7 separate regions of the Mus musculus genome follow, and all the other regions are linked to region 1. The links are chromatin loops, found by intact Hi-C in ENCODE. Cell type or tissue: heart. All regions are shown on one strand. Each heading gives the region's core, and the rest is flanking DNA. Links, peaks and the distances in the headings are about the cores only.

What was found. Peaks named below come from ENCODE experiments on the same cell type or tissue, not always from the same donor. Only the 100,000 strongest peaks of a DNase experiment are listed, where the experiment ranks them.
Region 2: it touches region 1 in a loop (4-fold over the local background); 13 of 42 quality-filtered maps call a loop at or near these places.
Region 3: it touches region 1 in a loop (8-fold over the local background); 16 of 42 quality-filtered maps call a loop at or near these places.
Region 4: it touches region 1 in a loop (2.5-fold over the local background); 3 of 42 quality-filtered maps call a loop at or near these places.
Region 5: a loop joins it to region 1, with 4 times the contacts of the local background. A loop is called at or near these places in 21 of 42 quality-filtered maps.
Region 6: it touches region 1 in a loop (2.0-fold over the local background); 2 of 42 quality-filtered maps call a loop at or near these places.
Region 7: a loop joins it to region 1, with 2.1 times the contacts of the local background. A loop is called at or near these places in 9 of 42 quality-filtered maps.

What each region holds. Positions count from the first base shown.
Region 1 is chr2:20,968,077-20,972,410 of GRCm38, reverse strand. Gm13375 (predicted gene 13375) reads right to left here and starts at 3,537. Exons shown (of 2, transcript NR_033225.1): 1 at 3,028-3,537; 2 at 2,063-2,937. It also overlaps a transcript of Arhgap21 not described here. In heart, for the core only: a CTCF peak has its summit at 580 (motif pointing left); DNase peaks (open chromatin) are centred at 570, 2,740, 3,430 and 3,740; H3K4me3 peaks cover 2,061 bases; H3K27ac peaks cover 2,083 bases.
Region 2 is chr2:21,204,304-21,208,637 of GRCm38, reverse strand. Enkur (enkurin, TRPC channel interacting protein) reads left to right here and starts at 3,273. Exons shown (of 5, transcript NM_027728.2): 1 at 3,273-3,566. The coding sequence starts at 3,490. It overlaps Thnsl1 (threonine synthase-like 1 (bacterial)), which reads right to left and starts at 2,914. Exons shown (of 3, transcript NM_177588.2): 1 at 2,793-2,914. In heart, for the core only: a CTCF peak has its summit at 2,605; DNase peaks (open chromatin) are centred at 2,887 and 3,517; H3K4me3 peaks cover 1,704 bases; H3K27ac peaks cover 1,518 bases.
Region 3 is chr2:21,185,410-21,189,743 of GRCm38, reverse strand. It overlaps Enkur (enkurin, TRPC channel interacting protein), which reads left to right. Exons shown (of 5, transcript NM_027728.2): 4 at 431-577. Among named protein-coding and RNA genes, the nearest start is that of Enkur, 18 kb to the left of the region's middle. In heart, for the core only: CTCF peaks have their summits at 914 and 1,973 (motif pointing right); no DNase peak of the experiment used is centred there.
Region 4 is chr2:21,259,903-21,264,236 of GRCm38, reverse strand. No RefSeq gene overlaps it. Among named protein-coding and RNA genes, the nearest start is that of Gm52501, 33 kb to the right of the region's middle. In heart, for the core only: a CTCF peak has its summit at 2,419 (motif pointing right); a DNase peak (open chromatin) is centred at 2,426.
Region 5 is chr2:20,907,533-20,911,866 of GRCm38, reverse strand. The region is part of intron 3 of Arhgap21 (Rho GTPase activating protein 21); the gene reads left to right. Among named protein-coding and RNA genes, the nearest start is that of Arhgap21, 58 kb to the left of the region's middle. In heart, for the core only: no CTCF peak of the experiment used is centred there; a DNase peak (open chromatin) is centred at 2,236; H3K27ac peaks cover 1,517 bases.
Region 6 is chr2:21,015,786-21,020,119 of GRCm38, reverse strand. No RefSeq gene overlaps it. Among named protein-coding and RNA genes, the nearest start is that of Gm13375, 49 kb to the right of the region's middle. In heart, for the core only: no CTCF peak of the experiment used is centred there; no DNase peak of the experiment used is centred there.
Region 7 is chr2:21,034,740-21,039,073 of GRCm38, reverse strand. No RefSeq gene overlaps it. Among named protein-coding and RNA genes, the nearest start is that of Gm13375, 68 kb to the right of the region's middle. In heart, for the core only: no CTCF peak of the experiment used is centred there; DNase peaks (open chromatin) are centred at 1,253 and 1,763; H3K4me3 peaks cover 201 bases; H3K27ac peaks cover 27 bases.

The sequences.
Region 1 (4,334 bases), core at 265-4,264:
CTTGCCAGCTTCTGTATTCATAATAGAAATCAGCCATAGATTGTCACAGAATGACCTCAGACCAGACCAGGCCCGGCCTTAGTGGTTCTATTTCTGGCTGTGACATTTTTCCCTGATAATGATTTGCCAAACAGTATTATTATGCCATCCTCAAAGCCAAAATTTATATTTTGAGGATATTCTAGTTTCCATTTTTAAAAATGTCTTGCTTGCACTGCAAGAATTATAGTTTATGAGATGGCTTTGTAGTTGTTCATCTAGTGATGTACTTATTTCAAGTTAGATGATAGGATATCACACATTAGACATGCACTGGGGAGGAAAAGATCAGCCTTCCAAGTAAATAGAACTAGAGTTACTGTTGGTTATCACTGAGCCAAGAGACCTGGAGTAAACAAGTGTCCAGGGATCAATCATGAAGTTCATGAAGCCCATACATAGTTTAGAGCAAAATTTCCTCAGTTACCATGACCCCTAAACATTGTTTCACCAACTTCTCAGGAGAGCTTTTAAGAGTAGACACATGACTGAGTGCTTGGCTCATTTTCCTTTCACTTGTCCTCCCTCTGGTGGAGGTGTTAATGAGTGAAACCCCAGGATGGGCAGCTGGGAATGCCAGGGCTTGCATCCTGTACCCCTTACTCTATTGGTCTGTGGGCAGTGAGTGACTGGCTGTTTGTTGCCACTTTCCAGATGACCTGAGAGTGACTGTGCCTTTTGGTCTACACAGAAGGAATCTAAATGGGAGATGAATCATTATTTAGAGATTGCTATTGCTCATTTATCTTCAGACAGGAATAGTCCTAAGTTTTCACTGCTAATGTGTTCCTAGTAAGTGTCAATGAAAGAGTAAATAAAGTTCTGCGAGGAAGCAAACTAATAGTTTCATAGTTAATACACAGCAATGTGATACTTTAATATCTTAGTAACCAATATAATGTTTTTATATTTTCAGAGTCCCTAACTAGCTGTGATTTCACCTGATGTTCACAGCCCAACAAAATATGAAATGTACTGTTACATTTATAGATTCTAGTGGGCAGGCCAGAAGCATATTTTCCAAATCGTAGTCATGTAGTCTTCTCCATTCACAGAGTCTGATACCCATAAGACACTCATGACATAGCTCATAAAGTTATGAGAAGCATTCCCATGATTTTGGGACACTATGACCATACCTGTCCTACAAATAGGATTAAATTCTTACTTATTGACCACAAATCTATAGGCACATAGTTAAATGCTGGGTAATATGGTTATTATAATTGAAAAGAATGTTTGAAGTAGCTGTATATCAAAGAATGGATTCTGGGCTCGACTCCTGCCTCCACAATACAATCTCATTAAGATGTACATAAAACTCTGAGTAGTACCCACCAGGAGACGGAGCTAAAGAGATGCTGGCTGCCATTGGTCCTGATCAGCTCTAGTACTTACAAACAAGTAAACATTTGCCCCATTACATGGAAAATGAGGAAGATAGATGGTAGTATTTTTAAAAAGACTTTAAGTGTGTGTGTGTGCTTATGTGCAGTGAATACAAGTACCCTCAGAAACCAGAGGTGTTGGGTATTCCTGGAACTTTAGTTACAGGTGTTTGTGAGCTGGCTGGTGTGCATCCCAGGAACTGTTTCAACTGCTGAGCCACATATCATCTCTCCAGGCCCTAGATAGAATCTTGGTTCTCACATGGTACTTCCTTTGACTGAAATGTTGCATCTGTAGATTTTGTTACTTACCCATAATTCCATAATGACTTTTATTTCCTTTTACTGGCAACTTTTTCTTCTCCAGTACCAAAAGGAAACCTTCTCCCCAAACCAACATTTGTAAGATCAAAACCTTGTAGATATGCTCAGCTGTTAGGCACTCAGTTATGCCATGCACACACATTTGCATCTGTCAGTGGTGGATGTGAACTTTTCCCTAAGCCCACCAGGGATAAACTGTTTGAATGTTATATTTCTATTCAGTTTTTGCTGCTTTACCCAACGGCAGGGTATACCTAGATCTGCCATCGACCTGCATGCTGCTACTCAGTAAATCACAAATATACAGTAGTAGGCTCTGTTTTCATTTATTTATTATTTATCACCCTGGCTATTGGTTAATTTGGTTAGGGGCAGTCACACCTTACATATTTCATGGCTACTGCAAAAAAAAAAAAAAAAAAAAAAAAAAAGATCTAGTTAATTTCTCTCCTCTAAATGTCAGGTTCTGGTGGTAAATTCTGCCTGGATTTGGTTGTAAATTCTGTCTGCCCTCTTTCACTGTAAGGAACAATAAAGTGAGGTTCAGTTTCTTCTTTATCAGCTCCTGAGTGCTCTTTCAAAAACCTCCACAAGAAACAGGACCCTAGGCGATGGGTGTGGAAAGGAGGAGGAGTCTTTAGAAGGCAATTGTAGCAAAGATGAAAAAGGTAACACGTTCCACAGCATCTTGGTTTTTGTTCTGTTCTCTCAGGATGGTGGCAGACACAAAAGCTGTCAATGAGGATCGAAAGGACCCTCAACAGCATCAGCAGGGCAGAGACCTGGAGGGGGGGTGTGCATAAGACGGGGAGAGGACAGGGGTGGGGTGGTGAAGAGGTGCCAAGCACTATCCCCAGAGCTAGAGGCTCCTCTAGGGATCAGAGCTGGTGAGCCACCTCCCGAGATGGAGTGGGAAGGGGAGGCTGAGGGGCGGGGTAGAAGGCTTGAGCGGTAGCCCTTGATTGGGTCGCATACTGTCGTAGCGTCACCGGATTGGACGGTTTGCAGCGGGAGATGTTATGAGGTGCAACAGGGCGGAGCCAGCCGTTCGGGTCAGAGCCCAGGCCCGGGAGTGGGCTGTGGAGCGGCTGCCACGGGGCTGGCGGCTTAACTAGTGACGGGAGCGTGGGGAAAGCCCAGCCACCGCCGCTCGGTTCCGCTAGCCGCGCCTAATCGCTCAGCCGCCCTGCAGGTTTTAAAAAAAAAAAAACAAGAAAAAAATTCTGAATGACTCGTAACCGCCACCACCCAGTCCCTGCTTACCGCAGGAAGCTACCTTGCAGTGCGGCGGGCAGGGACACTCCCTTATCTGGAAGCTCCACATCCCGTAGCTTCTCGCCCCACCCGCTGCAAAAAAGGGGCCGCCGTCCCCCAAGACCTGTCCGGCAGACAGCTGCAGGGATGTGCTCGCTCCCGGAGCGGCGCTCGGGAAGCAGCCGGAGTTGTGTGCCCAGCGTCGGGGTGCGGGGACGAAAGAGCTAGCGGGTGCCCAGGTTGTAGGGGGCCTGGCGAGCACCACCCCTGTCCCGGCCCGTCTTCCTCCTCTAGCTTGGCTCCCGGGGCCGGGTGACTGCAGACCGAAAACTCCTCGCCCCGGAGCGTCCCCCGGGAGGGGAGGGGAAGGAGGTGGGGTAGAAGGAGGTGGATCCAGAAGGAAGGCGCGAGCAGTCCGCCCCCGGGAAGCAGCTCGCGCGCCCGCCGGCCCGGCCAGTCTCGCGCTCGGCGATCGCGGGCGCGGGAGCGTGGGGCCCCGGCCGGCCCGGCCAGGCTTGAGTGCGGCGGCCGCCGCCCCGCCCCACGCCCTCCCGCGGCGCCCAGAGCCCGAGGCTGGCCGGGGCAGGTCGCGGCGCTGCCTGGGAGCCGACCCTTAACCCGCGTTCTCCGTTGCGTGGCCGCTCCTCTCACCGCCTGGGGCTGAAGCGCGGGCCCGCGGAGGCCGCGCCCGCGTGTGTGCAGCGAGGGAGGCCGGGGCACAAAGGCGAGCGGCGGGCGCCGGGGTCCGGCGGGCTGCGGAGGAGGGGCGGCGCCTCATGAATATTAACCGAGCCGCGGCCTAGCGCGCCCCGCCGCGGGCCGAGCTGCCGAGCGGAGCCCTTGCTTCCCGCACGCGCCCCGGCCGCGCTTCCCGGGAGCCCGCGCCGGCGACCCGCCTCAGGAAGGGGCGGAGGAAATAGTGGTAGGTGGGTGGTTTGCTCGTCGCTTTCCCCTCTGCTTCAGGTGGCCGGCGGGGAGGGCGAGCCGGGCTCGGGGGTGGGGGGCCGTAGCCGGGAGCTGAGAGTTGCCGGGGCCGCGGCTCTTCCGAAGCATGCTAGGGATCCGGAGCGGGAGCGGGAGCGGCGCCGCGTCCCACCCGCGGCCGCACGCCTCCCCACCCATCCCCGCCGCGGGCCAAGGAAAACAGCCGTCTCCTTGGGGGCGCGGGCCGGGGCGCAGGGCAGGCTGCCACGGCCGGCCGGAGTCACCCGCGGCCCGGGCGGCCGCCGCCACAGACGCCGCCGAGCCCACGCCCGCCCTGGTCCGAGCTGGCTTTTTGTTTGTTTGTTGGGGAGTTGTAGGGCGTCTGCGAGTCTAACCCGGTGCGGA
Region 2 (4,334 bases), core at 177-4,176, 240 kb before region 1:
GAACTCTGGCAGGATGCGGGTTTTCTCCCACTCCCCTCTTTCCCCCACACCCACGGTCCCACAAATATTAATATTAGTAATTTCCAGTCAATGATAGATATCAAATAATCTACAGACAGAATCAAATTATCCAGAGATAAGACCAAGGATATCATGTATAAATTTCAAAGAAAACCAGTTTGCCATGCAGTCTGATACACTCTCTGAAGCCAAGCAAAGCCTAGTGAAAACATTTAATTTAAATCACTCAGCAATTCACAAAATTGTACTTTGGTAGTGTGTGTTAGCATTACCTACTTTTTTTTTTTTTCTTTCGAGACAGGGTTTCTCTGTGTAGCCCTGGCTATCCTGGAACTCACTCTCTAGACCAGGCTGGCCTGGAACTCAGAAATCGCCTGCCTCTGCCTCCCAAGTGCTAGAATTAAAGGTGTGCACCACCACTGCCCAGCAGCACTACCTGCTTTTATGGACACCTCAAAACAACATAATTAATCCTCTGTTTCTGCACATGCATAGGAACACACACTCTTAGGTACACACATGCATTAAACAACTCACAATGCACGCACACACACACAAGACATGGTGGACTACCTGAGTAGCTGAGTAGCTGGTTTGTTCTTATTGTCTTCATAGACAATGAATATTTCATGTTTGATTCAACATTTTACACAGGTTACTTAATATCCATTCCATAAAGAGCAGACAGTGGAAAGGCAAACACTACACATATTAACTTTCCTTACTTTCTCCAGTCTTCCTCGGGCCTACCACCCCATGGTCTCACTTCAAAATTTACCTCATTTCCTCTTTCTAAACAATACTGGCAGGTCTAAGTAAACTTATAAATTCAACTTATAAATTCTGCATCCATACAATTTCACAGTAAATGGGCTCATTAGACTAGCAAAAGGCAGGCAAGTGCGATGACAAATGGCAAATAAAAGAATATCCTTCCAATTCTGTCTTAAACTACATACTAAAGTTTGTTTTGTAATATTCAGCCATAAAAATAACTTTGGAGCCTCTCTGGCCAAGTCTTAGTTGAGCTAATTAAAAGACAGAAGAAGATGGACTAATCCTCCACTGCTGCCCGTTTACCTGTAATCCGAGTCTTCACTGTATTCTCCTTTATGTAGTTATGTAGTTTATGTAGTTAGGGTCACTCCCACCACCCATGAACTGGTGAGCGTGGCCACTATGAATTCCTAAGTGAGACGCTGGGTTGGGTTCCCATGAGCCTTTAGTCACAATACTTTTTCCAATGAATATATTAATATATATACACATATATATGCTGCTCATTAATTAATAGGAATGAAGCCAGCAGCACTCTTAACTCATTCCTGAATGAAGCTCATCTTAACATACCTGCTTTCTCTGTATACACACCAGTCTCGTCATACTTTGGACTACTACCTGAGTACTCAGTTTAGGGATCACTTTAAGTGGCCACTGAAACCATAAGAATGCAAAGCATGTGGCATGTTTTGCAGAATATAGAAAGGATATATGTTACTGAAACCCCACACAAGACAAAACACAGCTGGCCTCACTTCAGCTGGAAACATCACATACCACGCTTCCAAATTTTCACTGCCATGCCTACGTCCATAAATTACTAATAATGTGTGGCTAAGTATTGAAGAATTATGAATAAACTTGAACAAATGAGACACTGACATACAGAATCCATGAATAATGTCTGCTAACTTTATGTCGTTCCCCTTTAGTGAAAGCTGCATTCTTACACCCCTTTTCACGTATCAGCTGCTTCTAATTAGAACATGCCTTGGGTTGTCAACCTGGTTCCGACTACTGGCCTCAAATACCTGAATCCTTGGGTTCTATCCTGAGGTCAGGAAGGTATATGCCTTGGCTAATGGCTATCAAGTTGGTTAATACTGTTTACATTCTATGAATTCACGATTCAACAGTTAACATGCACAGGAGCATATATCCAACAAGGAAGTTTTTCTCTTTACATGTTAAGTAAAAAGCAGCAGAGAAATCATTTTTTTTCAAAAGCAAAAATTGGTGCTCCCTATCCACCCCTTAATCTATGGAATGTTTTTAAAGAAACCCAATCTGCTGTGAAATAAGGAAACACATCACCCCACCCCAAAAGATTATTCATCTGAACCGTGGGCTGCCCAGAAAAAAAATAGATAAATTCTATCAAACCGAAAAACGGGAAACTAAATTGTTTCTTTATTCTTATCGAATAAAATTTAGCAGAAGCCTCCAATCACGACTTGCATTGAGCGAGGCCTTCCAAGTGAGGACTGAAAAGTTCACTAAGCCACCAGGCCATTTAACCCAGCCACCAGGCAGTGAGAATTGAAGAACTGATGCACCTGACTTCCCTGGCAGGGCAACTGCCAAGTGGATTTAGACCCACGAAATTTCCTCCCAAATCCCAGGGCCAAAGGATGTGACTGGGTGAAGGCTTTCAAATGAGAGTGCAATCACAAGTGCATATGCATGAACGGGAGATCAAACAGCTCAAACGAAATATAAGCACTTCTCGGAGAGGAAAAAAACAAAAACATGTCAAAAAGGGAGTCAAGGGCTGAAACCTGGGCAAAATTCGAGGCCCTCTTCCAAAGGCTGGTCCTCCTGGCGCCGGGTAGCGCTCGCGCACGCACCGTGGAGACAGAGCACCGCAGGGCCCGCCGCAGGGTCCGGTGCGACAGGTGGATGGCAAAGAGAGGCCTGATGGGGCACGACGGAAGGGGGGATGCTAGGGTAACAACTCTCGCTGGCTTTCCATTCCTCCTCCATTAACTCACCAAGAAAACCACCCAAAGAAGAGGAAAGAGAGAAAGGGAGAAAGGGAAGCGCCTTCGGCACCGCCTGGCAACCTCAGCCGGCAAGCCCGCCCCAAGCTGCTGCTTCTGCGCCTGCGCTGACTGCGCGCTGCGCCACTAGGCCAACCACGTAACCCAGACGCCCCGCCCATTACCCCGAGGCTCCTCCCCTTCCCCGTCGATCGCTCCACCTCCGCAGGGGCGCGGCCTGAATGTTGGAAACTATTATGTGACGCGTGCGTGTCTGTCCTGCTCCCTATTGTAGAATTTTTCTTTCCAGATGTACCGAGGAAAACCACAAAATGTTTGGGTGCGGGGGGGGGGGACAATGTTTTCATGTCGTCTTTTCCAAAGACGCAGGAACGTCTTTTTCCTTACGTTTTTCTCAGACAGAAGAGGTTACAAAAAAGGAATCAGATAAAAGCCAGGTTGCCCCGTCTCCTAGCAACTGTTTCCTTAGCAACCACGTGGTCAACAACGCTAAACAGACTCGGAGCAGAATTATTTTCTTCCTGAAAAAGGGACTGTTACGAAAGGGTCAAAGGGAAATTACACGAAAGAGAAATTTTAGTTCTTTGATAAGAAAGTAAGAAAAGAAAAAGGCGGTGAGAGAAGGAGTTGAGACAGTGGGAAAGTGAGCCAAAAAGCTGAGTACTTGTTAAGGAATTCCTTGGTGGCCATGGACTCACCCTGCACTTCCGAGAGTATTTATAACCTCATACCCAGTGACTTGAAGGAGCCGCCCCAGCATCCTAGGTATGTGGGTAAGCAAAAGCGATGACTTCAGCCCAGAGGAAGATCGTTGACCTCTTTTAAAGACTTACGGGGCTGACTTTTACATTTAATCTTGGGTCGCAACTTCTTAAGACCAGGTGGACAAATCTAAATAGCGTTTCATATTTCACAGAGAAAAAAAAAAAGTGAGCTAGTGTTGTCAGACGTCCATTTTATGATCATAGCCCCCCACTAATATGCAATTATTAATTTGGTTTTAGGTGCTGTGTATAATGTGAAATTCCATGTCGTTGAAAAGAGGGGGAAAAATCTGTTTTATCCGTCCGTTTTAGGAAATCTGATGTTTAATTTAGGAACTCAATGTTGTATTTGACTTAGGCACTCTTTTGCCTCCCGTAATTTGTGTCTAAATTGAATTCTCATTTGTTTCTAGGCCTCAGTATTTCAATTGGTTTAACAAAAATGATGGACTAGAGAGTATGTCTAGGATTTTTACAGATCTTGTGGTTTAATGAAAGGGGTACAGTTGGATGGATGGAAATTCCAAAATATATAACTGAAGGAAATTCTTATGTGTTTGTTATATTTCTGAAAATCTCCAAATCTGAAAAAGGAAACTTCAAAATAAATGTCCCAGATACTTGGCCATATAGGTATTTTGTAAACTGTATTGAAGTCTGAGAGAAGAGGGCAGTCCCATGCCTCCTAGGAGTTGGTGATTTCTGTTATTTACCTTTGTCTTTTGACTTAAGAAAGTCACAGCCACTTTAAAAGAACCAGCACTCAGGT
Region 3 (4,334 bases), core at 152-4,151, 220 kb before region 1:
GCGTGCCCAAGTATATACACATATGTGAAGGTCAGAGGACAATTTATAGAAGTCAGTTCTCTGCTTCCATCCTGTGAGTTCAGGAGATTGAATTCAGATTGTAAGACTTGGTGGCAAGTACCTTTACTCAGTGAGCCAACTTTCTGGTCCAGCATCTTATTTTAAGAGATCAGAATGAACTAGCTCTACGTTTTGGAAGTGGCGTATGTGTGCGCTCATGTGCATGTATGTGCATGTAAGTGTGTATGTGTAATGGCTGGATTTTGCCAATTTGCCTAGTTTTTGTTTATTGGGTCATTTTTGTTTGTTTTTTTCTTGAATATTGAAAACAATAAGCTTTCTTGTTCTCTAATTCCCAGTTGCTCTGCTCACACACAGAAGACTGCTCACAGGAAACTGATTGGCTTTTTTTCTCTGGAAATCCTCGCAGGATTATGGCATCACGCCTGAGTACATATGCAAGCGAAATGAGGATGTGAAGAAAGCACAAGAAGAGTATGACAATTACATCCAGGAGAACCTCAAGAAAGCGGCCATGAAGAGACTCTCTGACGAAGAAAGGGAGGCAGTTCTGCAGGTGAGCCTGTGGGCTTCAGGCCTCTCTAACTCTTCGTCCACCCCCCAGCCCTGCTACTGAAGCCGGGGCTTCCACTGTCTCAAAGCAGTCTCTTTGGGCTCTAGCAAAAGTGCTCAGTAAAGCTTACTCTTTGAAAAGGGAAAGGAAAAAATAAAAGCAAGCCATAATACAGAGATTCATAAAATATTTTGTTTCCAATTTGGTGCATTTAGGTTGTAAGGAAGCCCACTTTCTCCTACAACAAACTGGTATTTTAAAAGAGTGAGAAAATAGTTACTTCCATTCACTAAATTTATTTTTTAAAGTACTCATAACGGAGCTATTTTTCACTAGATGGAGCTCTAGAATAATTGAAGCTGTCTCCAAGCTGTATCTTTTCCATTCTAGTAACTCAGCTACCCAGGTTATTGCGTGAATGGATATTAGGTTTCACATATGGTTCCTCTATTTTGAATAAATGGGCCATTTGACATATCGTTGTTGTAGTTTAATGGAAGAGGTCTATCTGAAGTGTGAGGCATCAAGAGATGAGCAGGGCGTGACACTGTCATTTACACAGAGCAGTTACTAAGCACCTGCTTGTCCTCTTCTGCCACCACGCTGACCCTTAAAGAAGTGGCATAATGATTCTTTTTACATATATTTTGAAAGCTTTCTATAAGACAGTATCCAATGACTTCATAAAACAAGAGAATTCATTTGGGGAGATACCTCAGTAGTAACGAGCTTGTCTGATGATTGTGGCACATAAAACATGGAATGTGGTAGTACATGTTTTGTTTGTGCATAGGGCCCCTATGTGAACATGGAAGGCATTGATTGACAGGAAAGTCCCTGGAAGCTCATGGGCCAATTAGTCTGGCATATAGAGGAGACCCTATCTCAAATAAGGTAGGTAAGGACCAATACCTGCCATTGTCCTCTGACCTCTCCCCAGGCATCATAGCACCCACATACCCTTAATTATAAATACTACACACACAAACACACACAAACACGCACACACACATAACATAAAAAGCAAACTTTATCTTATTAGTAGCTGTTGAAAATGGGCCATATGCAATTATGATACTTAACATTTAAAGGATGAAATCATAAGCACAAATAAAGATTTATTAAATGTCCATTCTCTACACAATATTAGCCTGAGCCATGAAGATACCGCAAATGGTATGAGATCCAAGTTTTGCTACAGAAAGTGCTTTAATTGGATTAGTGAGACACGATCTCTAAAATGCACCAGATAGACAGGAATTGTGAGTGTGTGTGTGTGTGTGTGTGTGTTGTAGGTGTGTGGATCTCAAGCTTAAGAAAAGCCCAAGGTAGTTGTCAGCACCGAAAGATCTTGCTGTTGCGTGGAGCTGCAGAGTAAGAAGCACCTAGACAGCAGGGGGAGCTCTAGAGCTAGGGCTTCTCTCTGGAGGCGACATGATGGAGTTTTGAAAATATACAGGGAGGGGGTAGTCACGGCAGGCAGGAAATGCAGAATTATAGATCATTTGGTGGAGGAAAAGGCTCGTAGCCCATTATTTTTCAATTATTACTTGTCTTCAGGAAGCGCATCCCTCTGCAAAGGCCAGATCATCATGCCTGCAGGACTGCATGAGGGTGGAAAACAGGAACAGGAAGGCCTTCCTCAGAGTGCAAAGGCTCCTGTGCCTTTTGGCCATAGTGGAGAAACATTCTTTGCCTTCCTCTTCAGGTCACCCCAGGACTTCCATTTGATGCTTCACTGGCAACATAGTAAACCCTTCATGGAATGCCTTACTTTCCAGCCAGTGCATAGCTACCCGGTTATAAGGCTAATGGTGGCCCTACTGACGAGCCTTGCTTCCCACTCAACTCAGAACTGCAGAGTTCTATGGTACAATGGTTGCACATGTGCCCTGAGCTCCTTCTTCACACAAGTAACAGTCCCTTTGCACCTGATTCCAAACACCTCACTCTATAGATGAGGAGATTAAATGCAAATATAATAAGCAGTTCACCTGTGTGTTTATCCCTTCCTTAATATGTGGACATCTATGTGTTTATTGTCAAGAGCCTAACACACAAAATAAGCACAGTCCTTACTCTAGTGAACTGGTACACTTGCCTTTGGCCACATATCATTAAGTTGGTGAGTCAGGACTAAAGTCACACCTAACAAACCCTGGGCTGCTGTTTTTCCTACTACAGGCAAGTTGGGTAAAAGGGAAGTTGTATGAGTTCTGGGCTCCAGTGGAGAAACAGAACACGGACTCAGCTGGGGTTCTGAGGGGAGTTTTGGAAGGAATGGTAAAGAGAAGTGAAGTTCATTGAAGGGAACCAGCAAGGCCCTGAGACCTCCAAGACCAGGGAGAGGGAAATACAGCAACATTTATAGACATAAGGACTGCTGTGCGGTGGGGGGAAAAGGACCGTCAGTGTTCTCAGTACATAATGAGCTGGAAAGACCTCACAGTACAGGACACCTGAAAGTGTGTTCAGGAATGTAGATGCAAGAGGTAGAGGCACAATCTCTCTTCCCTCCCTCCAGAGCGCCTTCAAACTCAGAGGACAGAAGGACAAAAAGCAGGAAGTCCATTCTAGCTGTGTCACAAGGCAGGGCAGGAAGGTAGAGAGTGTGTGGGAGCCAAGGAGCCAAACACAGAAAGTGAAAGGCAATTTTTATGGGTCATAGCTCACTATTTGAAAATTTACATCACAAATAATATTATTTGAGTACAAAAACAAGAGAAACAAAAATGAAAAAAGTTAAAAAGACAAATTTCTATTGCTCCAATGGATAAAAGACCATTTTTGTAAACAACGACAAAAAAGGGTTTAAAAACAACAAAGGGGTTGCGTCAACATGATACAAAATTATATTGAGTTTCCATCCTTAGTTGTTGACTTTGATCCTGACAGTATTGTACATTCTAGAAGTTAAAAGCAAACTACCCATCAAAAAGAAGCCCACGGGGGCAAAGATGTGCTTCTGGGACTGCAAGTAATATGAAAATATTCCCCAACTCGCTTGAAACCCCTTTGATATTTGAAAGTGTATAAATGTATACATTTTCTCTCTGCAGTAGGTGGCCCTGTGGTGCACTGTGGAGACATGTTCAGGTTCTATAATGAAGGAGCAGGGGGAAGCAGAGTCTCTTTGAGGGCTTCTCTTCAGGACCCATGTCATGTGCTATTAAAAGCGTCTCTGACCTGACTCCCTCTTGAGAGAGTTAAAGTATAGTGATTTCAGCTTCTACCTTTCAGCATCTCAGATCGTTGCTTCAGTCTGACTCAAAGAAGTCACCTGGCCCATTGCTCCAGCCAACCAGTGTGTCTTATTTAGCATAGCCTAGCTTCTCATTGCTTTACCTAAACACAGAAGTAAATCACTGAGACTTCTTTGTTCCCCACAAAGAAGTTCTTATTCTACTTACTGTGACCTCATTATTTTATAAGATAAGATACTTCCAATCCTTTTTGTTTGTTTGTTTGGTTGGTTGGTTGGTTTGGTTTGGTTTTTTGGTTCTTTTGTTTTGTTTTGGTTGGTTGGTTGGTTGGTTTTGCTTAGCAAAATAGTGATACAAATCACTGGAAATCATTGCAACATTTTCATAAATGCACTTGCTGTGCTTTGATCATACCAACCCTTCATGGTCTTCACATGTCTCTCCCCCTCTTACTGATCTCTTGTCCTTTTGATTTCCTCCTCTGTTTGTTACCAGTGTTTACAGTTGGCATACAGAGTGATGGGAATCGTGATGTGCTTCATGCTATGTGGCTATAT
Region 4 (4,334 bases), core at 247-4,246, 290 kb before region 1:
CAGTCATGGGGTGAGACAGCTTCGGGGTCAGCCAAGTCTGCAGTGAAAACAGGACTTGCTTTGTTCTCACTGAGAACAAAACCTCTGAGAGCATCATTCATTAACATCACATGTTGTAAGTGTTGGGGTACTAGGGTGCTACAACAATCTAAGAGAAAGTTGGGTTAGCTTCTTTTTCATCAAAACTTTTAAAAGGTAAACTGGGGCTTAAAGCAAAGACAAGCATTTTTCCCTTCCCTACCCAGACTTAAGGGACGTCAAGAGGCTAAGACGGGAATGACAATGCAAAATTAAAACTATGTGGTCCGACGGCTTCGGTGTTCAATATTTGCACCTAAGGAGGCAAGGGGTAGTTCTGACCTTTGACTGACTCAACTTTTACTCATCAATTTGTTCAAAACCTACTATAGTTTTCTTCTACACAGGGTGGGCTAATACAGTAGTTCCCTGCTGCATTTCAAGAAGAGCCCACACATCCTTCCACCAGGACTGAAAACCGGCAAGTCTTTTTTCTGTCTCTCTCATTTATTTGTTTATTTATTCACTTTCCATCCTGATCAAGGCCTCATCTCCTCCAAGAGCCCCCTTACACGGTCCCTCGCCATCCTCCCCCTCCCGTTCTCCTCTGAGAAGGACAAAGCACCCTTTGGGTACCTGGCTCATCAGGTCACCAAAGGACTAGGCACATCCCCTCCCATTGAAGCCAGAAAGTTTTAAATAAAATGCAGATCACCTAGTGAAAATCAGTGAGTGCCAGCCCACCCTGGATTTCACCTCCCTTTTCCCTTCCCTTTTCCTTAGTTGTTCAACACCAGCTAGAGCAGGAGCCAGCACACTGAGGAAGTAGCTTCCTCAATGCCTCTCATGCAAAGCCCTCCAGCTCCTAACTGCCCATCTCTCCAGAGCCTCGGGACCTCAGGACTAAGTCTTGGGAGGCGAGTGCATATTGCATAGTTTGACCTCTTAGAATAACCCCCACCCCTCAGCTTTGCTAACAGCATCCTTTGAATTCCTTTCCTCCAGCACTTTGCCTGCAAGTCCATAAAGAGCTCTCCTCCAAAAAAGGGGGTGGGCAATGGTTTCTGGACTGAAGTACAAACACCACTCATACAGGTCACCGCCTTCCTTGCCCACCGTGACATCAGTTGACATACAGCCTGGATGCACCGCCTCATTGTAATTCTGGTGAGGTGGATGTATTTGTCCCCCTCTCATTGCAGCTGCACATTAAGTCCTGAAAGATGGCCTGTTCTTAGCCAAGTACAGACTGAGAAGCTGGGATAGCCAGCTTTCATCCCAACGAGGTGGGTGTGAGGGAGGTGGTTGGAACTGCAATAGAACATTTACTGGACAGGTGAACCAAGAGTGACAAAAAGGAAAGTGTTTCTCACTTTATGTTTGGCACTTGCTGTAAATTACAAGCCAAGCACAATGGCCACAATGGCAGCAGCGGAGAGGAAGCTGTCTTTCTTCTAAGAAGCGGCTGCTTCGTTTGCATGCCTAGGACTGGAATCCAAGTTACAAGTCAGTGGATTAGGTCCTCTAAGGAGACACATATGAAAATCTGTGCCAGTTTTTCCAATTGTTTGCCTTAGATAAGAAGGAGGGAGTTAGAAAGGCGGGACATAGGCAGATAGAAGGGAAGAAAGGAAGTGGGAAGGAAGTACAGATAGGGAGGGGAAAGGTGGGTGGGAAGGAAGTGGGTGGGAGGGAGGCCAGGCCAGGCCAGGGAGGAGATAGATGGTCCTCCATTTAGCCAAGCTGCTCACCTGGCTATAGACATGGCAAGCACATGAAGAACTCAATAAAAGGCAATAAAAGATATAGGGTGCTGTGGCTAACTGAGGCAATTGACTAAACTATGAGAAAAGACTCTCACACAGACTTTGGACATAGCCTGAAGCAAGCAGCTGGCTTGCTAGTGAAGCCTAAAATCTCTTCAGGTTTTTATTGTTTTCCTAATGCTTTCAATTTTATGAAAAGCGAAAACAATTTTTAGCATGTGTGTGATGTATGTGCATGTGTGAGAGTATGTTTGTGTGTTCCTCCATAGTTTATGTGAGCATTGTCAACTCCATGGCTATTTTATTCTCACACACACACACACACACACACACACACACACACACACACACACACACACACACACGTGAGCTCGCACACCACAACCCCCACTGTGGGTTATTGAATTCATTTTTAAAAAGAAGTTGAGGTGCTTCCCTGAAGGAGAAAATCTTGACTGATGCCTGGTGGCAGAAGCAGACACAGATGGCCTGCTTAAGACAGAAACTTCTGTGAAGTGAGGAAGACACTTTCAAAAACACGGCTCCTATTATTTTCAAAGGGCATTTAAGGACACCACTGATCTTGGCTTCTGGTCTGTGCAGGGCAGCCATCCTGCTGGTCCAGTGTGCAGATCAACCGCTAGAGGGAGACAGGGACCTGAACTTCCACAGCAGTCAGGCTTCCCTACATAGTGGAAGAAGTTTCACTTCATGTCTTTGGAGACTGCTCAATTTCTAGATTGATCCCTCTCTTCAATAGTCACTGAAGGGCCTCTGTGCGTTCACATTACACAGTTAGGGACACCAAATCTGTACACCCAGTAGGGCCAGTCTTGCATTTGAAGTGGTATAGAGAGAAGTCAGGAAGTTTACAAAGCAAACATGCCAGCTTTCCCCTAGGCTCCTATCTCACCTGACTGACAATTTGAGGACAGGCCTGCAGCATCTGTCTCACCTGCTGCCTGGCTTTGGCCACACTGAAGGTTTAAACAAGGGAACGAAGCAAAAGCTCCTTTGCCTTTCAAAACTGTATCTGCTATATGTAGCCAGTTCCCTCAGTTAATGTAACAGAGACACCTCTTGGGTTATCCTCTATCAGCATGCCCCATGGGTACATGAAGAGGTGTTCACTTGGCATTAACTACTAGAGGGAGACCAGATGCTCCCTACCAAGGAAACAGTGAATAAGCTCTGACGACACTCCCGGATGTGTTATGAGGAATCCTTTATCATCACAATCTAATGGTGATTCAGATGACTCGCTGGGTCAGCTACTAAAGCTCTTTTCAACTAGTAAAATCATTTGCCACACAAGTCTGATGATCTGAGTTCAATTCCCAAATCCAACAGTAGGCGAGGACCAAGCTGTCCTCCGATCTCCACATATACACTGTGACACTGGACCCGCACACACGCATACACACAATGATAATTAATTTTCAAAATTAAACACTAAATGAAAACTAGCACATTGGAAAACTAATGATCAAGTTGAGCTAGATCACTTTTGTTTTTTTGAAACAGGATCTTACTGTGTAGTCCAAGCTGATGGAAACTCAGCAGCCTCCTCCCTCTGCATCACTATAGCTGGCTGATCTTCATTAGGTTTTTTGGTTTTTTTTTTTTTTTTTTTTTTTTTTTTTTTTAGTAAAGCTCTATGGGACTGCAGATATGGCTAGGACATGTCTCCAGGAGCACTGGCTGCTTTTCCAGAGGGACCAGGTTCAGTGCCCAGCATCCACAAGGTAGTTCACTGAACCTGTCTTCTGGCCTACTAGGAGACCAGGCACACAGGTCATGAACACACATGCTTTTAGGCAAAGTACTAATATACATAAAATAAAATCATCTTAAAAAAAAAAAAGCAAAGGCTCAAACTCTGAGCTATTGCTAAGAGCTGAACTTTCCTCGTCTTTCTTAATTTTTTACGTTAAAATACATACTCATTTTATAATCAAAACCTGGAATAAACTACTTTTAGGGAAAAAAGAAGGTGCTCCTTTTGTGTGAATGAGTATAAAGGAGATTGTAACCAGTGAGAACAAAGGATGGTTACTAAGGAAGTGCTCTAGCAGGAAGGGTGAGGAGTGTGTGGAGGGGGATGGCGAAGCTAATGCATGCTCACCTCACCTAGCTCCCTGTGCAGTGCCCAGCCAGGCACCGCTCTCCATAATGAAAACTTATCAGGGAGACAGGAGCAGATGACAACCCTCCAGACTACACTGCCTGCCAAGAACAAGCCCTTGGATTCCAGGCCGATTAGAAAGCGAGCACTGAAACCTTTGCTAGGGGGCTTTGCAAGGCAGAGAGAAACAGTTACCATTTTGTGAGGCAGAGAGAAACAGTTACCATTTTGGCAAGTTTTATTTTTATTCTGCTCAGTTCAATTCACAGTGATTATAAATGACCCAAATAATTTTAATTAACTCATAAATCGTGTTCTTTACTGCATAAAATTCATTTGGGCATTTGCCAGAGTCAGCGAGTGGATGTGTTTTATGTATCCAGGAAAACACTTATATTTTAAAATATATGGGTGGCATCTGTAAA
Region 5 (4,334 bases), core at 207-4,206, 60 kb after region 1:
AAATCAGCCGGGCAGAGGTGGCACATGCCTTTAATCTCGGGAGGCAGAGAGGCAGGTGGATTTCTGAGTTTGAGGCCAGCCTGATCTGCAGAGTGAGTTCCAGGACATCCAGGACTATACAGAGAAACCCTGTCTCGGTGGGGGGGGGAGGGGGAGAAAAATAAATTCATAAAAACATTTATTTCTGATGTTGGAGAGATGGCCCACTAGTTAAAAGTAGTTACTGTTCGTCTGGAAAACCTGAGTTGGGACCCACATCCAGTGGCTTAGAACTGTACTTGGTGTTTCTAACTCCAGGGGATTTGGTGCTTTCTTCTAAAACGTATACATAACTGTGATACAATGCACACAACTAGGAAGTTGCCGCTGATAGGGTGTTAGTGGATTAGCTACAGTGGTTCACTCACTGAGGGTCCACTAGTTCTGTTGGGTTTGTTGAGGTTTGCTGCTGTTGTTACTGTTGTCTTACTGTCCTGCTTTGCATTCAGTTAGGATACTTCCTTAAAATCCGCACCTTCATCTCTCCTTTTTGTTCTTTTTGTGTCTTGTGACCTTAACATTGTTCAGAATCTGCTAGATTTTTGTCCTGTAGGACCACCATCCACATAGTTTTAGCAGATGTTTTCTCACCACCAGTTCAAGTTTAATCAGTAATTAGTCACATTTGCAATAGTTTTAAATATAACATCATATAACATAATAGTAATTTGTATAACCTGTGAATCTTCCATTCTCATCAAGATATGATATTAAAATAAGCATTCCATCATTTTGGAAAGTTCCTGTATATTCTTTTATAACTCATTTGGCTCTGGACAATCACTCACAAGCTTCTTGTCAGTTCAGAATTTTGCATTTTCTGGAATTTCTTGTCAAGCAAAACAACACAGAGTATTCTTTTTGTGTTTTTTGTCTGATTTTAAAAAAAATGTATTTATGTGTACCAATAGTACAATATTTTTTTTTGAATAATTTCATTTGTATCTATTCCACGGATAGTCCAGTAGCCTCAATGGTCTGGAGGGTCTTAGAATTGTCACGTTTTCAGTTGACGTAAGAAGGAAATAATTTTTTTGAGTACTGTTCACGATAATCTGAGGGTGTAGGTCAGGTAACACATATCATAGATGTCACCTGTGCAAGATGGACCACTCTTGTTGCCATCTGGTACACACCAAGGTTTAGGATGGATTCCAAATGCTTCTGGTGTGATAGAAGCAGAGGCAGCCTGCAGGAAAAGCACCAGCCTGAGGAAAGGGCATCTGAGTTCTCTGTCATCTTCTCATCATTCCCAAGGCAGATGCTGAGTGCACACAGCAAGGATGCCATCCATGCCTATCACAGGGAAGAATGCATGCCTAACAAGTAGAGCTCCATGTGGATGGTTATGCAGCCACCATAGCTTGTTGAACTGATTGGATGGAGTTATATGCTTTGAATGAGAAGAATAAATTTAAACTCTTTGAGGGTCCAGGTTTTAGAGAAAGAAACTTGGAGAGGAATAGTAATGAGTTATATAGTAATGAATTAAAAAGATCTGAAGTTAGATGGGTAGGAATGGGGGAGTGGTTTTGGGAAGAGTCTGAGGAGGGGGAATATGATCAAAACATAAAATTCTTGTGTTTGGGGGTAAATGTTTAGGGTAAAAATATTAATTGGACTGCCAAAAGATAAAGTGTAAATGTTTGTGCTGCGGCTCTCACCCCATTGTCACAACAAGCTGAATTTTGCTTTTGAGCTTTCCAGTAGCCAGAGAATCAAGTAAGGATAGGAATAGTTAGGGCTATACCCCATCTGTAAAAAAATGCCATCTGGTTGTCGCTGAATGCCGAGATCAGTTTGTCTTTATATGTCTCTGTCCTAGAAAACAAAGAGAATGCAGTCAACAGTAGCTTTAACAGTGTTGCTCCAAAAGGCTATTTTTTTTTCAGTGAATGTACATCCCCAGGATCATTCCTTAAAGGGTTTCTCCAACTGTGCCTCAGGCACACTGGAGTGAGTGCCTCTGGCCAAGTTTGTTAACTACAGTGATGCTGCTAGTATTTCACAGGTAGGCAAGAGGCCCTGAATGTCCTGTGTATTCGAGTAACTTAGAAAGTGCCCACAGCATGGACCTTTTGTCTCTTAGAGGACCATGGGAAGGTCTGAGAGCACCTGCAGAAGTTGATCTGTTCCACAGGGGACACACATGAGGCTGGGGAGGAGGGGGATTCAGCACGAGCATGCACTTGACATTAATCCAGACCAGACACGAGCGCGTGTGTCGGGCTCTGTTCACCCCAAGGATGAGGTAATAGCCCTCTTTTGTAGATAAAAACAGCTAAAATAACTCACTCAGGTCACATGACTACTGAGTGAAGAGCTGGACGTTCAAATCAGTTATGTCCAGTACTCTCCAAGTTCATAGTTTTGTTTTTAAACTTATGCCTGTTGACTTACTTTTAAGTATTCTTCCTCATTTCTTCAATTTTGTTTCAAAAGTCTTTCTGCCTTTAAAATGATGTTCTAGCATTGAGGACCAAGGCCAAGGTAAATCTCTAGAGTGTTTTGCAACTGACCTTGAGGAGCGTGCAGGGAGAAAGGTAGGATCAAAGAAGTTTGTCTCACATTTGTGAGCACCTAAAGATAAAGGTGAGGAAGTCTTAAATACTTCCTAGAAGCAAGCTTTACTCACTGCGACATTCTGAGTAGCTGTTTTGCTATAGACCTGAAAGTCCCCTGGGCTTGAGGAGTTCCCAGTGCCCTGCCTGCCTGAGCTTGTATGTTTCATCCCAAGTGTGGTCACAGGCTGCTCCACAAAGCCCCTTTAGCCTAAGCATAGTAATATTATTTTAGCTAAACTAGTTGTTTATTGGATCATATTTTGTATCAAAAAACTCCCTGCTCCTGAATAACTATTTATAGATGAGTTTTTCAAGCGCACCCTCATCAGAGACATCTTGTGGTTTATTTACTATTTTAATTCAGTAGCATGTAACAACAGCATTCTGTAAATCAATTAAAGGCTCTGACTGATAGTGCTTCTTGTGCCAATTTAGTAAAATCTCTTTTGGCATGAAATTTTCTAATAATAAACTTCCCCAGCTTTTATATTTTTATTTTTGTATTTTAGGAAATTATTTTACATTTTTTTATTACAGTGATGCAATATAAGAAAAGACCATAAAGGCAGAATATTTTGGAGAGAGCAGCTGTTTTGGACAGTTGATACCATATTGACACCCTTTAAACTTCTGGAGTAAACACTCACAATCACGAGTACACAGCTGGCTGCTGCTGTAGTTCCCCTCCCAATGTTAGCTCCATTGAGTTTCTAGTTTTCTAGCATGTGGCAAGGGGAACCTGGTAGTTGTGTCAACTGTCTCAGTAGTGATCTTTGTGATTCTGTTATCTCTGACTTCATGCCTCTATAGCTCTTACTAGAGTGTTCTAACAGTGGTGAGACCCAGGACAGGCCAGATGCAAAGGAAGGGGTCTTTGACACTAGCTGCACCAGTGTGACTTGGCAACAGCACGGTAGTGTGAGCCTCCACAGCCAAAGCGCTTGGACTTAGGGCTGCTGTTTGTCTGGGAAATCGTGGTGAGACTCACGTTCATGAGCTTACCTTTCTATATAAGGTCCAACCTTCATGCTTTCTTTCTGCCTCCTCTCTCATGGTGCTTCTAAATCATCCAGGAAGTAGTTAATTGGACCAGTTACTCATTCAGTGTAGATGTATCTTAGTCACTGTGTTAGGAGAATGAGTGTGCTTCAGTGAAATGCATGTTTAGTGATTAAAAAAAAAGTTTACAAAGCTGAGAAAATGGAGTCGATTTTTGATCTATTTCCATTCATTTTTGAAAATCACATTTTTTCCAGAATAATGTAACTAAAATATTGGCCTGAAATTGTATTGCAAGTATTTTTTCTAGGCAAGTCAGTAATAGCCAGATACTTGGCGGTAGAGAGTCAGGGGCATATTTACATTGCTTTTCAAATGCAGCTTTTCTGACTTAGCTCTGTGGAGCCCTTAGCTAAGTCCTATAAGATGTGTATTTAACTAGGTTGTTTTTAGTTTAACCAGATTAATTAGTTGCATATTTTCTGTTATTTTTTGGTGCTGCTTAGTGGAACAACCATGGGTGTCTTAGTCTCAAGCATATTTTAAGAAGTAGAGGTGGATGGCCACGATTGGTGGTAACAGTGCTCTTCTGGGGTCCTTACTCCTCTGCACAGCTCTCTAGGGATTCAGGTGATGTCCTTTAAGTAATTGGCAAGAGGTAGCTATGGCCTCTCAGAGCTTAACTCATGGAATCCACTCTTGAAAGTTTGAAAGCTTGGGCCATGCTCTCTT
Region 6 (4,334 bases), core at 178-4,177, 48 kb before region 1:
AGGTAAAACTTAGAAGAAAGAGCCACTCACGGTATACGCATCTGCAATTGCAGCTCTCTAGAGGTAGAGGCAAGATGCTCGTGAGTTGAAAACCAGCCTGTACTATAGACTGGTACTTTGTCTCAAAATTTATGTTAATTAAATTACAGAGGAAAATGCCACAGGAAAGTATGTTGGAATAGGTGGGTCTTATGAACAGAATTAATGCTGGGAATTTTTTTTTTCTGCTTTCTTAACTTTAACGTTCTTTTTGGCATGACAGCATCTTACTTTATTGCTGGCCAGGAACTCCTGGGTGGAGCCACCCTTCTTCTTCAGCCTCCTGAATACCTGGATTATTCCTTTCTTAGAAAGACTTTGTGTGTGAGGGCTGGAGAGTGGTTAAAAGCATTGACTGTTCTTCCAGAGGCCCTGAGTTCAATTCCCAGCAACCACATGGTGGCTCACAACCATCTGCAATGGGATCCAACATCTTCTTCTGGTGGGGAGACAGACAGACAGACAAATGCCTGAGACTCCAGCGCCAGAGGATCCAATGCTCCCTCCTGGACCCCACAGGTAGCCATAAATTCATGTTATGTGCTCACATACAAATAAAAATAAGATAAATCTTTTACAAAAGCATCTTCGAAATAGTATTAGATTTGTAAAAGTACACTGGAGAGGTATTTTTGGAAGAATGAAAACTAGTTTAGGGCTGGTGAGATGGCTCCAGTGGGTAAGAGCACCCGACTGCTCTTCCAAAGGTCCGGAGTTCAAATCCCAGCAACCACATGGTGGCTTACAACCATCTGTAACAAGATCTGACTCCCTCTTCTGGCGTGTCTGAAGACAACTACAGTGTACTTACATATAATAAATAAATAAATCTTAAAAAAAAAAAAGAAAGAAAACTAGTTTAATCTCTCAGGCATCCAGGACTCCCTGATGTTGTGTCTGCAACACATGCAAAGATCATTATACAAAAATGGAAAAACTAACATCCAAGGAAGAGGAAGATGACCAATAGGCTATTATTGGCTTTGTTACTGAAATAATTACATGGCAATTTGGTAGAGAATTAAAGAGACAATCATAGTGATTTGGAGAGTTTATATGTATAAACTACATATAATAGCATTATATCCGTGCATATAACAGTTATATTGCAATGGTGTATATGCTATGTGTATTCCAAATTTTGGCAAAGCTTGGTACATGGTGGACAATACTGATATTGTGAATGATCTTGGATTTCATCTCTGTGCTGTAACAGAAAAAAAAATCATGGCTTTTAAATGAGCTCATTTAATAAGGGCTGTATTTTCTGTTTGCATTCTCTCTGCACTCACAGAATTATGACAGTTAGAATTAGAAGAGACAGGAGATTAGATTAGGATAGTTAACAGGGCACAGATGCCTAAAATTGGCAGAAGAAGAGACCGTGTGTTTTAAATGATAACCTTATAGCATAGCTGGAGAACAGCAAGGCATGTTCTGTGGGTCAGGAAGAAATCCCCAAGAAGAGAATTTAGGCAGGATTGGATCAATAAAGGAAGCTGTTTTGGGAAAAAACAAAACAAAACAAAACAAAAAAACACAGAGTTTTCAAACAATCTATTCCATTGGTAAAGAGATCAGATCTACAAGTTTACAGTTCTCTCATTTAGCAAACAGCAAAGGGCTATTGTAGAGGGGAGAAATCCAATCTAGATTGCTCTGAAGCTCCAACCACAATCAGGGGTGGCAGTGAGAACAAGAAGCGAACCAACAAAAAACTGGGGGGGGGGGCGCTAGTGGTTTCCAAAGTACATGAAGAACATCGCATGGGGTAGCCACTGACCTCTACTTACCAGAGCTGGTTGTCCTCAGGGCGTCAGACTGTAAAATTCAGAAAAATGTTCTGTTCTGAAGTTTTTGTCCACTTTACACAATCTGGAGTCATTTAAGTATAGGGAACCCCAAATGAAAACATGCCCCCTTCAGATTGGTCTGTAGACAAACTGTGGGGAATTTTCTTAATTGATGATTTATGTGCAAAAGGCCAGCCCACTGTGGACAATGTCATTCCTGGGCAGGTCCTGGGTAGTATAAGAAATCAAACTGAGTAAGCCATGAGGAGAAAGGCAGCCAGCAGAGATTCTGCCATGGCCTCTGCTTCACATCCTCCCTCCAGGTTCCTGCCTTGATTTCCTCCTTGGCTTCCCCCGATGATGAGCTGGAACCTGTAAACCAACAAGCCTTTTTCCTTCCCGAGTTGCTTTTGGCCAGGAAAATTGTTGCAGTGATAGGAAGCAAATTAAGATGGGCGCCTTAGAACTATCCAGAAAACTGGAGACTCCTCATACCCAAGAGGTTGCTGTCATATTCTGGACAAGCTGGACTCAACACTGCTCTCGAGGGCTGAGAAGCAGATAAAGCTATCGCAGGCAGGCTGCAGGCAAACTCCAGCATGAGCTTGGGCTCACCGCTGAGTATGGTCAATCATCTGAGAAAGGCTAATACCCAAAGACTGACCAGAGGGGTTTTGTCTGGTTTTGATTGTTTGTTTTTTGAGAGTCTTGGGTTAATACCCTCAGAAGACTAAGAGGATGTTGTATCCCTGAGACTAAATGTAAATGGAACTTTAAAAAAAAAAAAAAAAAAAAAAAAGAAAAGAAAAGAAAGGAAGGAAGGAAGGAAGGAAGGAAGGAAGGAAGGAAGAAAGAAAGAAAGAAAGAAAGAAAGAAAGAAAGAAAGAAAGAGGGAGGGAAGAGAGAGAGAGAGAGAAGGGCGGGAGGGAGGGAGGGAGGGAGGGAGGAAGGAAGGAAGGAAGGAAGGAAGGAAGGAAGGAAGGAAGGAAGGAAGGAAACTACTAGGAATCTTGGAAGTAACAGAGCAACAGAACGATGGTGGTGGTGAAGCTAAGGCTCTCTGGGATCTGGTCTGCATTTCCCTTTGTGCTGTGCACAGACAGAAACCACTCAGTCACTGGCCGCTGTGTTCTTGGACAGCTCACATTTCTAAGCCTAACAGTTCTCTCAGAGAGAATCTTGCCTCTTTGTCCTTTAGCCCTTTGTCCTGGGCCTATCATTAGAGGAAAATCAAGCCACCTTCCTTTTCCTTAAGAATGCCGTTCAAACATTTGCCTTTGCCTTCATGGTCTTTTCTCCAATCTCGATGGCAGCTCATTCACCAGCTTCTTGCCAGACAGCTTTCCGAACCTTATTCTTTTGCTAACGTTACTCTGAAACTCTTTCTAGACTTCCCTCAGCACCTAAACCAGAGGCCATTACAGCAGGCCCACAGTTTCCCCTGCTTCAGATGTTCCGTTTTATTTTTCACAATTATATTATTACTTCCTCTGATTATGTAGCTACTATTAATACATGTAAGTCCACGAGAATGATGCCTTCCCCGAAGAACTCCAGGAAATGAGTAAGCGGATCTGTTTCTCTAATGTTTTATGTTGGGTTCCTTGGTTTAGCAAATATATATTGACTGCAAGCTATTCTCCAGAGACAGTACTAGGTGTTATTGGAACAACTAAGGTACTTGAAGCAGAGCCCCTGCCTACAGGGCTTAGGATCTAGTAGGATCTAGTTATGATCTAGTATGTGTCTCAATAATCTCTAGCGTAGAGCACAGTACAGATGTGGGGATAAAGGTCTGAGTCGGCAGACGCACACAGACCAAAAGCTTCCCAATATTCAGTATTTCAGAAGCCTAGGGTCAGAATGCCACTGCAGATTCCTTCTCTGAACTTGGATCTTGTTCTCGCAGCTTCCTGCTCCGGGTGTGTCCTCAGTTCCAGGGCTCAGTGAATGCCCATTATTTTTTCCTACTCTCCTGCACTTAAAGATCAGCAGAGAAGCCTGGCTTTCAGATTCAGCCACCCAACAACCCCACTTCTTTGTATAAGCCCCCCAACACACACCCCAAACTCTAAGTAGGGAGTTGAATGAGCATGTGTGCATCCATGTTATGAGAAAGAACAATATTCCCTAGCGGGGTGGAAGGTCCCCAGGTCTCCACTAATGGAGGAATAGATGAACAGCTTGTGGCTGCACACACAATGGAGTATTGTTGTGTCAATGCATGGAACTTCGGACACATGCCACAACAGGAATTATGCTTCAAGATGTTATAGAAAGTGAGATGAGCTAGTCACAAAATGACTAACATTAAATGACTCCACTTACATATTATCCAGAGATGAAAAGACAGTGACGTTTACCTTGGGTCAGGGCCCTGGCAGAGCAGGGACACTGTTTACTGGCTGTAGAGTTTCAGCTGGAGAAGATGAGCTATTTGTATAGATGGCCATATGAGTCATGCAGCACTGTGAACGTGTGTGTGTGTGTGTGTGTGTGTGT
Region 7 (4,334 bases), core at 138-4,137, 67 kb before region 1:
AACTTTGGAAACCAGTCTTCAACTCCCACCTTGTTTCAAGGGTTTGTTTCTCTCACAGTTCCATGTAACAATTCATCATCAAAAGCAGCAAGGGCAGAACCTCACCCAGGACAGGACCTGGAGGCAGGATCCTATACAGAGACCAGGGAGGAATGCTGCTTAACCCGCTTTGCCCTAGCCTGCTTTCTTACAGCACCCAGGACCACCAACCCAGGGCTGGCACCACCTATAATGGCCTGGGTTCTCCCCCATCCATCACTATTTAAGAAAATGCTCTTCAGGCTTGCCAATAGCCAGATTTTATGGAGGTTTTCTTAATTAAAGTTCCCTCCTCTCCGATGACTTTAGCTTATGCCAAATTAACATAAAACTACTCAGCACAGTGATTATATGTAAAATATGTAAATATGAGATTTGCATCAAAGAATGGGAAATAAATCCAACGGAAATTCAAGGGCTTCACAGTAAAATTTCTAGGCAATGTGAGGCATGCAGAGATATCCTTTCTAATGAAGAATAAGTTGTCTCACCTCCCCTTCTCACCACCAGGAAGGAAGCACAACGGCTAGTGGGCCTCTTTGGATCATGGGTGGAGCACGTTCCTCATCCTGGTGTTTTCCTCCAGCCATATGCCAAATGACTCTGAAAGCTACTAGTTTTTAGCGGAACGTGGAATAGAAGGCTCTATTACAGGTCCAGGCAACTGTGGAGGCTTCCATACAATCCAGCAGGCCCTGTGGCTCATGGAAGGTGCGGACGCTGCTTGGAACCTTTGGCAGGGCCTTGTACGTGAATCACAGAGACTCATGACTCTGCTGTCATTTACAGACAACTGCTCTTCCTTTAAAAGGTAGCCTTAGTGGAACCTGAACATTTGACATTGAGCCACCAAGTTACCATGAGCTTAGACACCTTTCTTTCTAATATGTTGCATTTCTGAATTATATCTCCACCTCTTTCCCATGTGGACCAGACTGCAGCTGCACTTTTTGAAAACTGTAAGTCTAGATCTCCTGATGTCCTTTCAACTATCGTAAACTATCAAGGTTTTTGAATGGACAAAGGTCAAAGGCAGTTTTTTCTTATTTTTAAAATATGCATGGAGATATCCACTGTGGTAATTAACCTAGTTCGTCAAACTTGGATGAAGTTAGGACTTCCTAGGAGATAAAACCCTGGGCTTGTCTGTGAGGTGGTCTGTGAGAATGTGGATGACATAATTCCCTCCCCAAGGGCCCTGGGCTGAATGTGAAGAAGGAAGCAAGCCAAGTAGAACATTTGTGGCTCTTGACTTCCTGGATGTGTAGGAAAGGTGACTGGCCAGCTGCCTCACACTCCCGTCATCTGTCTTCCCCACCTGGACAGAAATAAACTCTGATACCTATACACGCATAAAATACAATCAAAATGCCTTCCAGGGTATTAGATCTGGATTGGGCCTGATTTAGTTGTTTGTTTGTTGATTACACAGTGTTTACAGAGTTCTCCTTCACTAACCCAGCATTTGCTTTCAATATCATGTGCATTTATAACGCAGAATTCTTCAATCGTTTGGTACAGAATCGACTTGTCACTTAGGAGTTGCTCATCACGCAAATCACAGCGTGCTTCAGCTAATTCTGCTAAGCCCTGCTCAGAGGCCTCTGTTCTCTATGACTCATGAGCTTTTTAAAACACTTCAGTTCAACAACATCTGGTCGCTTATATAAGGAGAGAGAGGAGAGAGAGTGTTCTTTACAATCAGTGGTTTTTCTGGACAGCGCCTCTGCACTTGGCAGCCTTCCGTTTCCCTCTGAGTGGCTGCTCTCTTTGTGTACTCAAGAGATTTTCATTCTCCCAGTAAGGATGAACACATGCAGAAACTTGGTCAAATTTTGCACATAAACTTTTGCAGTGATCGGTTCCTGAATCTGTGATATTAATCTGCTCAGAGTTGATCTGATCTTAAGAAAAATGAAAACCAGAGATAATTGGACATTGAATTCAAAGACATAAAATTCTTGTGTCTTACATGTCAGTGGGGAATGCAGTGTCCTTTTTGTTGGCTTTGGTTGGGTTGTGTTCTTGGGACAGAATCTCACACTGTAGCTCAGGCTGGCTTCAGATTTATAACCATACTTCTGCCTCAGTCTCCTAGGAGCTGGGATTACAGTTTATATACCTGATTTAGAATCCTATTTCTTATAGAGAAATTTCTATTAAGAGATCTTTGTGGTCTCTGATAACTACTATAAAAAGATAAGATTTATGTTTTCCAAAATGCATCTCTAGGTAAACTGCTCTGCCTACATGTGTTTCTCACCCTTTCTGTCTCACAGTTCTGCAGACAGGAATAAAATATGCATAATATTCATGCTGATGGAGGGTCCTAATAACCTTCTGGGTTGTCTTACATTCGTGGTTTAGTCTCGGCTCTCTTTATTCTTTGCAATAGCAACAGGGAGAGCAAGCTTGCTGCTGGGAAGGAATACATTTGTAAATGTAAACCTTTCTACCATTATTACTCCAGGCAGAAGAGAAAGAGCACCAAGTGCAGCCACCATTCCCCACAAGTTTTCATTTGCATATTCAGGGGGTAGAGATGGGTACACGGGGAAGCCCAGGAGTTAAAAAAAAATTGGTAATGAACCTGGTTTAACAATGGAGTGATAATTGGTTCAAGGTACTTAAAAAGATCAAAATGACTTTGTAATATGACGATGTTAACATCCTATTAAGGATGTTCATAAGTTAGTACTGTTATAAATCATATGTTCCACAAAAAGTACTTTAAAATTATCTTTCCATGGAACTAGTCTGGCTTACTAATAAATGGATGGGCCAAACATGGTGGTTTAGAAGTCTTTGATCAATATCCTGTTTCTATATCCTTTGTAGTATTTATTTCAGCGTACTTCATTAAATACTAACCACTGTCAACAAGTCCAAAAAGGAAAGTGATCTTGTTTAAAATAATTTGTTTGGTTTTGAAGGAAGCGGGCAAACACACTGAAGATGTTGCCAACATTCTTTGAGGTCTTGGCATAGTTTGACGTGTCAGTGATTCCAGAAAGTGTCTTGAGCACCTCTCCTCCAGGCAAGATCTAAGTTGTGCTCATTCTTCCCTGGGCAACACAGTACCTCAGCTTAAGAAATTACCATTTCCTAGAACACCCATATTCATAGCAGCAAATGTTCTAAGAAATACAAACAACCCAATCACCTGTCAAGGGCATCGATGGATGAATAAGTAAACAAAATATAGGATTCATATACATATGCATATTCAACAACAAGAGATGGGGATGTTGCTCCATTGGCTGACTGTTTGCCCAGCATGCATGAGGCCCTGAGTTTGGTTCCCCAGTAACTCATAAATGGGAAATGATGGCACACACCAGTAATTCTGGCACAAGGGGTGGAGAAAGGAAGATTAGACATTCAAGTTGTTCTTGGCTACATAGGGAGTGTGAGAACAGCCTGAAAGGGCAGTGGGGGAGACTGTTGCAGGCTGCAACATAAATTAACCATGAAGAAAATAAACCAAATGAAAGAAGCTATTCACAGAAAATACAAATATTATGTGATTCTGCTCCTACAAGGCATCTAAATGTCTATGAGATATAAGCAAAGCCATAGAAAACAGAGAGAATGGTTATTTGTCAGAGACTGGCTGTTTATTGGCTATGGAGTTTCATTTCTGCCAATAAAAAAATTCTAGAATTCTGGTTGTACACTGTATACACTGAAAATGCTTAAGATGATAAATTTTGGTATGTGTTTGCTATCAGGATTATAAATAAATATTTCCTCAGAAAGGATTTTAACCCCTTAAGTTTATTTTGCTTTACATTTCTCCACAGCGGTGAGAAATGACTGGAAACCTCTTGGCTCAGGGCAACCGAAAAAACCCACATATGACCCTCTTCTTCCACTGCTGGATTTCATCAAGATCAAACAATTCTCCCTGTCTAGGTGTGATGGGATTTTTATAAATTCCCAGTTTTCGGGCAGGAGCAGCGTGTTTCTTTAAAAATCCATTGAAAACAGCAACTAGTGCATGTCCTCCCTCATCTGGAGAAGTATGTCTTCTTGGTTTTCAAAAAAGGGGAGGGGAAGCCCACCTGTAAAGTGAAACTAGGAAGAGCGAGCGTCCTGGGGAGGGGAGCGCAGCTTCCCTGCTCTTCCCTCCTGCGCTGGCATCCATCGCTGCTGTGTGGGTGTTTAAGGCAGAGTCCAAGTGAGAGTGAGTAAGATCTGTTCTAGACGATCCCAAAAGCAGCACCGAAGAAGCTGGCTCTTAGCTCAGTAGCTAGTCTGCAGCTTCTGATCGCAGCCTCCAGGCAGAAGGAGCC